Linked DNA regions of Homo sapiens: region 2 is linked to region 1. Evidence: chromatin contacts called from ENCODE Hi-C or POLR2A ChIA-PET data. All regions are on one chromosome and are shown on one strand. Each heading gives the region's core, a stretch centred on a gene start or an enhancer-like site at or near the end of the contact. The rest is flanking DNA. Distances are from core to core; before and after follow the strand shown.

Region 1 (3,853 bases), core at 782-3,281:
TGTATCTAGCTCAGGGATTGTAGACACATCAATCAGCACCCTGTCAAAACGGACCAATCAGCGCTCTGTAAAATGGACCAATCAGCAGGATGTGGGTGGGGCCAGATGGGGGAATAAAAGCAGGCTGCCAGAGCCAGCAGTGGCAACCTGTCTGGGTCCCGTGCCACGCTCTAGAAGCTTTGTTCTTTTGTTGTTTGCAATAAATCTTGCTGCTGCTCACTCTTTGGGTCTGCACTGCCTTTATGATCTGTAACACTCACCGTGAAGGTTTGCAGCTTCATTTCTGAGGCCAGTGAGACCCGAACCCACTGGGAGGAATGAACAACTCCGGACGCGCCACCTTAAGAGCTGTAACACTCACTGCCAAGGTCTGCAGCTTCACTCCTGAAGCCAGCGAAACCACTGAACCCACCAGGAGGAAGAAACTCCAAACATGTCCGAACATCAGAAAGAACAAACTCCGGACACGCTACCTTTAAGAACTGTAACACTCACCACCAGGGTCCGCGGCTTCATTCTTGAAGTCAGTGAGACCAAGAACCCACCAATTCAGGACACATTATCAAGATTCTTCACAAATGTTAATAGGGATTTTTATCAGTTTTAGTTGTAGTTTCCAATTTCTAAAAATGTTCAGGTAATTTTTTTACACCTTTCAGAACCTAGCTCATGAGTGTTGAATCAATGCTTTTTCATGTCAATTCTTTGTATAGGCATTCTTTTCAGTTGTATTAAACAAGAACCCTTCACAACAAAAAAACAAAAATACACGCTTCTTTCACTTGGAGCACTAGCTAATAGGAGGAAAAGATTCAGGTAAGGTAATTTACCTTCCCATATGAACTTAAAGTTTCATGTGTCACTCTCCATCTGGGGCAACTGTATTTTGAAAGACATGCTAGTTAACACAGGTGAATCAGCCTTTAATAGTGATAAAGTTTTTACTATAGTAGAAACTTGTGATTCTTTCCCTTTTCAATAAGGAAAGGAGATTACCGCCAGGAGTGATTTGCCACTTATTGCAGGTTTGCCAATTTTGATTCATTAACTGAACCCTCTTGCAGATTCAGGAGATAAAAATGCGGAGTGCCCAGTTAAATTTGAATTCAGATAAACACCAAATAATTTAGTATATCCCAGATATTTCATTTTTAAAATAATAAATGTGACCCATGCAATATTTGGGACATACTTCACTATTTGTATCTAAAATTCAAGTTTAACTGGGCATCCTATATTTTATCTAACAACCCTACTGTAATTGGTTTAGGTTGCTCTTTAATGCCTTTGGTTTGCTTTCAAAAATAAGTAGTCTCAAAACAAAGCATCCGATTTCCCAGTAGTTAGAAGAACTCAATACCGGTTCCGAAGCTTCTTCAATTAAAAACGTGCTTCAAAAGAGAAGCCAATTCTGTGGGAGATACTTTCCCAAAAAACTCGGGTTTGGGCCCCTATACCGTGAACTACAAACCTCCGCAGGGGTAGGCCCGGGCTGCCCGCCTCACACCGCACTCGCCAGCGAGCAGGGGCCCGGCACCGCAGCCCGGGGCAGAGGCCTTGGAGGTTGTGGAGGTGGGAGAGGCCTCGGCCGACCCGCTTCAATCCGTCTTCTCCAAGCTCGGTGGGGAAAACAAACTTCCTGAGCGGCCCTGCCCCCTCCAGATGCCGGACGCTGTTTTCGTCTCATCCCCGTCTGGGTTGGATGGCGAAGACGGCGCTCAGAGCACGCAGCACCGGGAATTAACAGCGAGTTTTGAAATCTAGAGCTCGCAAGGTGTGCGTCGCCTGCTGCTGTTCATTCCAGAGGGTCTTCTGCTGGAGAAGGAGGGGGCCCTCGACCTCGGGCTCCCGCTCTCGGGCTCCCGCTCTCTCGCTCTCTTTTTTTTTTTTTTTTTTGGTCGGAGGAAAGAAAACAGCCCTGCGCCCGGATGCGTAGAGAGCCGACAAGTGGAAACAGGGACACACCCTCCCGTGAGCCCGCCCAAGCTGGAGCCGCGGCGCGCTGAGCGAGCAGGCGGGGCGGGAGCGCCCACAGCTCGGAGCCACCAGGCGCTGACGAGGAGCCCGGCTGAGGGAGGATGCGCCGCTGACGCCTGCGGGAGCCGCGCGCCTGGGGCGGGAGGATGCTCCAGAGGGGCCTCTGGCCGTGGCGCACGCGGCTGCTGCCGACCCCTGGCACCTGGCGCCCAGCGCGCCCGTGGCCGCTGCCGCCTCCGCCCCAGGTAAGAGCGGGTGCCGGGCTGTGGGGGTTCGGGGTAGGCTGGTGCAAAGTTTGCGTTGGACAACTTTGGCGGGAGCAAAAGCCGAGCGGCCGAGCAGTCAACTGCGTTTTGCTGGCTGCCGGGCTCCGCGCGCCGGGCGGTCCCGACAGGTGGTGGCCGGGCGGCCGACGTGGGTCACGGAGGCCTGGGCTGAGGTCAAGACTCCGGGCCCGGGGAAGGTGAAGCCAGAGCGCTGCGGCTGGGGGTGCCTCACCCGGGCCGAGATAGGGTGCGGGGACCACCAGACTTCGGCCTGGGAGCAGCAGAATAACCTGGGAGGCAGTTTCTGGGCTGCAGCTCTCGGTCAGGAGCAAGTTTCCAAAGCCGCTGCGCCGCGGGGCCGGTTCCCTCTTGGTGATCAGTGCCCGAGCCCCTAAGGAGCCCGGAAACGATGAACGGGGCAGTGACCGTCCCGGGTGTGGACGGTCGCAGGAGAGTGAAATTTCCATCCTGAAATCTGCGAGCACCTCCCTTTCCCAGAAGGAAGAAAAACTCGCGTTTTGTTCAGACACCCGAGAGACGGGTGAATCATGAGTGTGCTGGTGAGTAACAGTTGGCCTGACACCGTTGTATTGTGGTCTGTGGAGAACCGTGGCTTGGAGGAGTAGAGAGTGGATGTGCACCAAAAAAGACTAGAAGAAGGGGAAAGCGCTGAGTTTAAGGAGGATTGCGATGGAGCCTGACAGGAGCCCGGGAGTGCAAACTCTGACCCAGATGAGGAAAGACAGCCAAAGCCTTCAGGGTGTGTGTGGTTGGGGAGGGAGCTGTTTCTGAGTTTTCGTTTGTTCCTCCCCCACACTGTTAAGATTACTTTCAGATTGTTAAAGGCTTAAAAGCCAAAAAGTAAGCAGTGTGATTCTCTTGTCACTTTCACTTCCTGTTTATTTTGTTCTTTTTTTTCCTTCCCCCCCTTTTCCTCCAGCTGTCTGAGGGCTTCAGTTTCAATTGATGCAGGGAATATTTAAGTGCATTTTTTTTTCCTTTTCATTGAGCTTGTGACCAAAGGATTAAGTGCATTCAGAAAATCAATTCCAGGAATGTTTGAAAGAGAATGAGGAAGGCCATGTTGTTACTAAATGTAAGAACAGGGGCAAACTCCTTAAAATGTAAAATGGTAGACTTATAAAGTCATTGGGGAGATGGGCTTTTTATACTTTTAAAGGTTGTACTTTTACTGTAAGTGTTGCATTGTGTAGTCAAAGAGATACCAAACATTAAAACAACCCAATACGAGGAACCCCTTTCACATGCCATTTTAAACACAGATTATTGTTTTTTGTTGTTGTTTTTGGAGACGGAGTCTTGCTCTGTTACCCAGGCTGGAGTGCAGTTGTGCGATCTCGGCTCACTGCAACTTCCGCCTCCTGGGTTCAAGCGATTCTCCTACCTCAGCCTCCCCAGAAAATAGGATGACCGGCGCGCGCCACCGCACCCGGCTAATTTTTGTATTTTTAGTAGAGACGGGGTTTCACCATGTTGGCCAGACTGGCTGGTCTCGAACTCCTGACGTTGTGATCCGCCCGTCTCAGCCCCGCAAAGTGCTGGGATTACAGGGGTGAGCCACCGCGACCAGCCCCAAGTGTTTTCTATTA
Region 2 (3,621 bases), core at 1,086-3,585, 2.7 Mb after region 1:
TATTTCCAAATAATTTCTCAGAATGAGTTTCATTATCTGCAGCAGTTTAGAATAGTACCATTTCATTGTATCCTTGCAAATACTGAATATTTCTAACTGTAAAGCTTTGTTAACTTGACAAGTGAATCAATACAAATGACTAAAACATGCATTTTAATTTGCATTATTTTGCTTAGTGAAGTTTTTAAATGTCTTATTCATTTGTATTGCTTCTGAGGATCATTCATATCCTTAACTGAGAGAACAGATTTACTATAAAAAAATTATTTTTAAGTGAGATTCAGTTTTAATAACGGTTTATAGAATGTCTATAGGAAGTGCTGTCAAGTCTATAGCTGCATTTTTTTAATCAAACTTTTTATATTGAGACAATTGTGTCACATGCAGTTTTAAGAAATAATATACAGATGACCGTGTATATCTTTAATCTAGTTTCCCCCAGTGGTGACATGTTACAAAACTATTGCAATATCACAACCAGAATACTGACATTAATATAGACAAGATGCAGGATTTCCATTCCCTGACCCATGGCAATCAATTATTCTGTTGTCCACTTACATAAATTTATCAATTCTGAGATGTTACATAATGGAATTACACAGTATATAAGCATTTGAGATTGGCTTTTTCTTTAACCATAATTTCCTACAGATTCATTTCAGGGTGTGTTCATCAATACTGTGTTCCTATTTGTTACTAAATATTCCATAGGATAGATGTACCAGTTTCTGTAAACATTTATAGTTGAATTTTAATGATTATTTCATTAATACATTTGTCTAATTTCAGGGGTTGGAAGGAGAAAAGAAAATGCTTTCACTAGGAAGTCATTCGGTCATCCCAACATTCACTGAAAGCAAACCATTGGGACAAATGTTATCCTATGCTTCTGATTACAAAACAACTAAAACCCAAATAAAATAAACATTAGTAAGTAGCAGTGCTAAGATTGAAACCAGATACGTATTTAAAGAAGCAAGAAAATGAGTTCAGAGAACATTTTATCATCAATAAAAACTTTCTAAAATGTAACAATTTTTCTAGGTTTAATTAAACAGGCTAAAAACTTGATGTGTCCAGTCCATGAGAGCATCCTCCTATCCACTGGACGAGGTGTCTACTAAACCACATCTTATATCTATTGTGAGGCCAACTGTCTTGAGGCCAAACAAGACGCGAATTATATGGTAGCACTTGAGAGGGCTGCGGACACATTAGAGCAGCTTTCTCTTCCCATCTACAGCAGTTCTGGGCAGCATGCTTGGAATGGCAACGCTGACGTCCCCGAAAAACCCCAGCCCTCTTGCCAATTTCCTCTGAACCCCAACTACCCAACCCAAAATTATGTGAAGATCTGATTTTCAAACAAAACGAGGACAATAATGCACCATTATTACGTTTCCCTAAAACATTAACAGTATGGAAATTAAGACACAAACCAGAGACCGGAAAAAAATCTTGGTGCGTTCAAAGTAACCTCAATCAGTTCCCGAGTCTATTTTCCGCTTATGGTGCAGTATTAACAAAAACTAAGCACACCGTGCAGAGAAACGCCCCTTCGCACTTATGACTTCCGGCCTGGGACTCTGGCTCCTCACACGCCTTTGATACAAAGTTCGAAGGCTGAGCCTTAGCCATGCCACGCCCAGCGTGCTCCGGACGAGGATGCCCGAAACTGCAATGAGAGAGGGAAATTTCCTAGTCAGGTCAAGGTCCAACAAAACAAACGTCCGCACGCAGGAATTGAACCGTCTCGCAGGCAGAGGCGGCTGAACCAGGAGCGAGCGGAAGTGACGCACAGGCCGGTCGCCAGAGAAGGCGGGGCACCGAGGTAGCGCGCCCAATTGGGGCGCGGGAGAGGCCGGGGGTGTGGCAGCGTTGGCGGCGAGCAGGGGCCTGGGCGCGCTGGGGGCGGGGCCAGGGTGCTCGGCTCGCGGGGACTGGCCTCCTTCGGCAGCTGGAGGCGGTCACTCACGCTGGGCTAGGAGCTGAGGCGAGAAGGGCCATGCGGACGGCGAGGGAGTCCAGAGCCTTGAGCCCGGTGCTCCTCCCTCGCGCAGCGGTGGCTCTGCGGCCGCTGGAGTAAACACTGCCTTTGTTCCCTAGCGCCTCGTCTTTCGTCGCCCCGTGCCCTCACGCCGCCGGGCTCTGGCCGGCCCGCCCTCGGTCCTTGAACCCCATTTCGGCTCGTGCCGTGCGGATGCAGCTGCCGGGCCTGGGTTTGGGCATTGAGCGGGAGGAGGAGGAGGAGCGGCGGCGCCTGGGCGGCATGCGATGGGGAACTGCTGCTGGACGCAGTGCTTCGGACTGCTTCGCAAGGAAGCGGGGCGGCTGCAGCGAGTAGGCGGCGGCGGAGGGTAAGCCCGCTGGGGGAGGGGCCCGGCCCCCGTGGCTCCTCCTCTTCGGCCCCCGGCGGGGAATCCCTTTCACCGTCCCCCGGCGGCTGGAGGTGGCGGTCGAGAGCCCTGCTACACTCACTGCTTAGCAGACGTCAGACTGGTGGTCGTCTTGGAGGCCCAGTCTGGGGTCCGGTCTTGGGGCCTCCTCGGAAAGAGGTAGAAGAGGGGGCGGGGTGTCCCTCCTGCCAGGGCGCCCTGTCACGCGGGGAAGGAGTCACGGGAGACATCATCTCCAGGAAACAAGGGGTAGCTTCGCGCTAATGGGCTGTAGGACCGGCTCCACGGCAACCTGGACACACCCTGCGCTGAGCTTAGGTTTAACGCCAAAGCTAGTATCCCTGTATCTGACCCTCTCTTTAGCCCTGGCAGAGCAGGTGGGATCTGGCTCCGGAGTTAATGCCTCAGATTGATTTTAAGTAGAAGTCATTTGGATGCTGGAGTAAAATAAGGTTCCAGATACTGATGAACTCTGGTAGCTACAAAGACTTGCTGAATTGCAGAGTTCCCAATGGGCATTCAGATTCTTGGTGCTCATAACTACAGGGACAATGTGTAATTTTTTCGTATTAAGTTTTTGAAATTTCGAGAGGAATTCCTTGCCCTGATTGCTACTCAAACGTCCTGTAACATTAGGTAAATTGCAGTCCTTCTGAACTTCACTTCTCTTGAGTAAACCTGGGATATTGCTTAGGTTTTGTATATGCACCATCCACAGAATAGTAATTTCATAATTCCGTTTTTGTGTTTTTTTATTTCATATATATTGAAAAAATTAGAGCAAATTCCTTTGGGGTTGGCTTTGTTGTTATTAAATGTCCCTCCGGAATTCAAACCTAGAATTGAAAATCTGAACCAAGCCAGTTTGTGTAAGGACTAAGACTGTTTTGCACTTTCTGAAACAGATTGCTAATTTTTCATAATCTGTTCCATTTAACTAACATTATTGGGTAATAAGATGTTCAACATAAATAAATTGCAGTAAATGATCATAATTTGAATCTTTGGTAATGGAGATCTTATAAAATATAGGATTCTCATTCATTAATTAGGCATTGTGTCACCTCTCTGATACAAAATAGCTAAGGTTTTACACTAAGTATCCCTAGAATGGAAGGGCAAGGATTTGCAGTTTGTGCCTAGTGTAATATTTCGATTTCCCTAATTTATGAGTTATTACTCTTGAGTGGGACATGACAGTTGTTTTATCTTGTCATCCAGG

What was found. A loop is a pair of places that touch in the nucleus more often than their neighbours do. ChIA-PET counts read pairs that join two places held with the same protein, here RNA polymerase II (POLR2A). Pooled maps may share reads with other maps.
Region 2: a map of B cell shows a loop between it and region 1 (6-fold over the local background). The contact joins the promoter of AP1AR-DT here to the promoter of MCUB in region 1. A Hi-C loop is called at or near these places in 1 of 168 maps with a recorded cell type or tissue (B cell) and 6 of 50 pooled maps. POLR2A ChIA-PET finds 5 or more read pairs at or near these places in 1 of 52 experiments (endothelial cell of umbilical vein).

What each region holds. Positions count from the first base shown.
Region 1 is chr4:109,558,215-109,562,067 of GRCh38, forward strand. It overlaps MCUB (mitochondrial calcium uniporter dominant negative subunit beta), which reads left to right and starts at 2,032. Exons shown (of 8, transcript NM_017918.5): 1 at 2,032-2,222. The coding sequence starts at 2,124. RefSeq lists a silencer at 1,979-2,298 and an enhancer at 2,719-2,918.
Region 2 is chr4:112,229,815-112,233,435 of GRCh38, forward strand. It overlaps AP1AR-DT (AP1AR divergent transcript), which reads right to left and starts at 2,336. Exons shown (of 1, transcript NR_186684.1): 1 at 1-2,336. AP1AR (adaptor related protein complex 1 associated regulatory protein) reads left to right here and starts at 1,973. Exons shown (of 10, transcript NM_018569.6): 1 at 1,973-2,360. The coding sequence starts at 2,278. RefSeq lists enhancers at 1,746-2,693, 2,718-2,767 and silencers at 1,798-2,077, 2,238-2,507.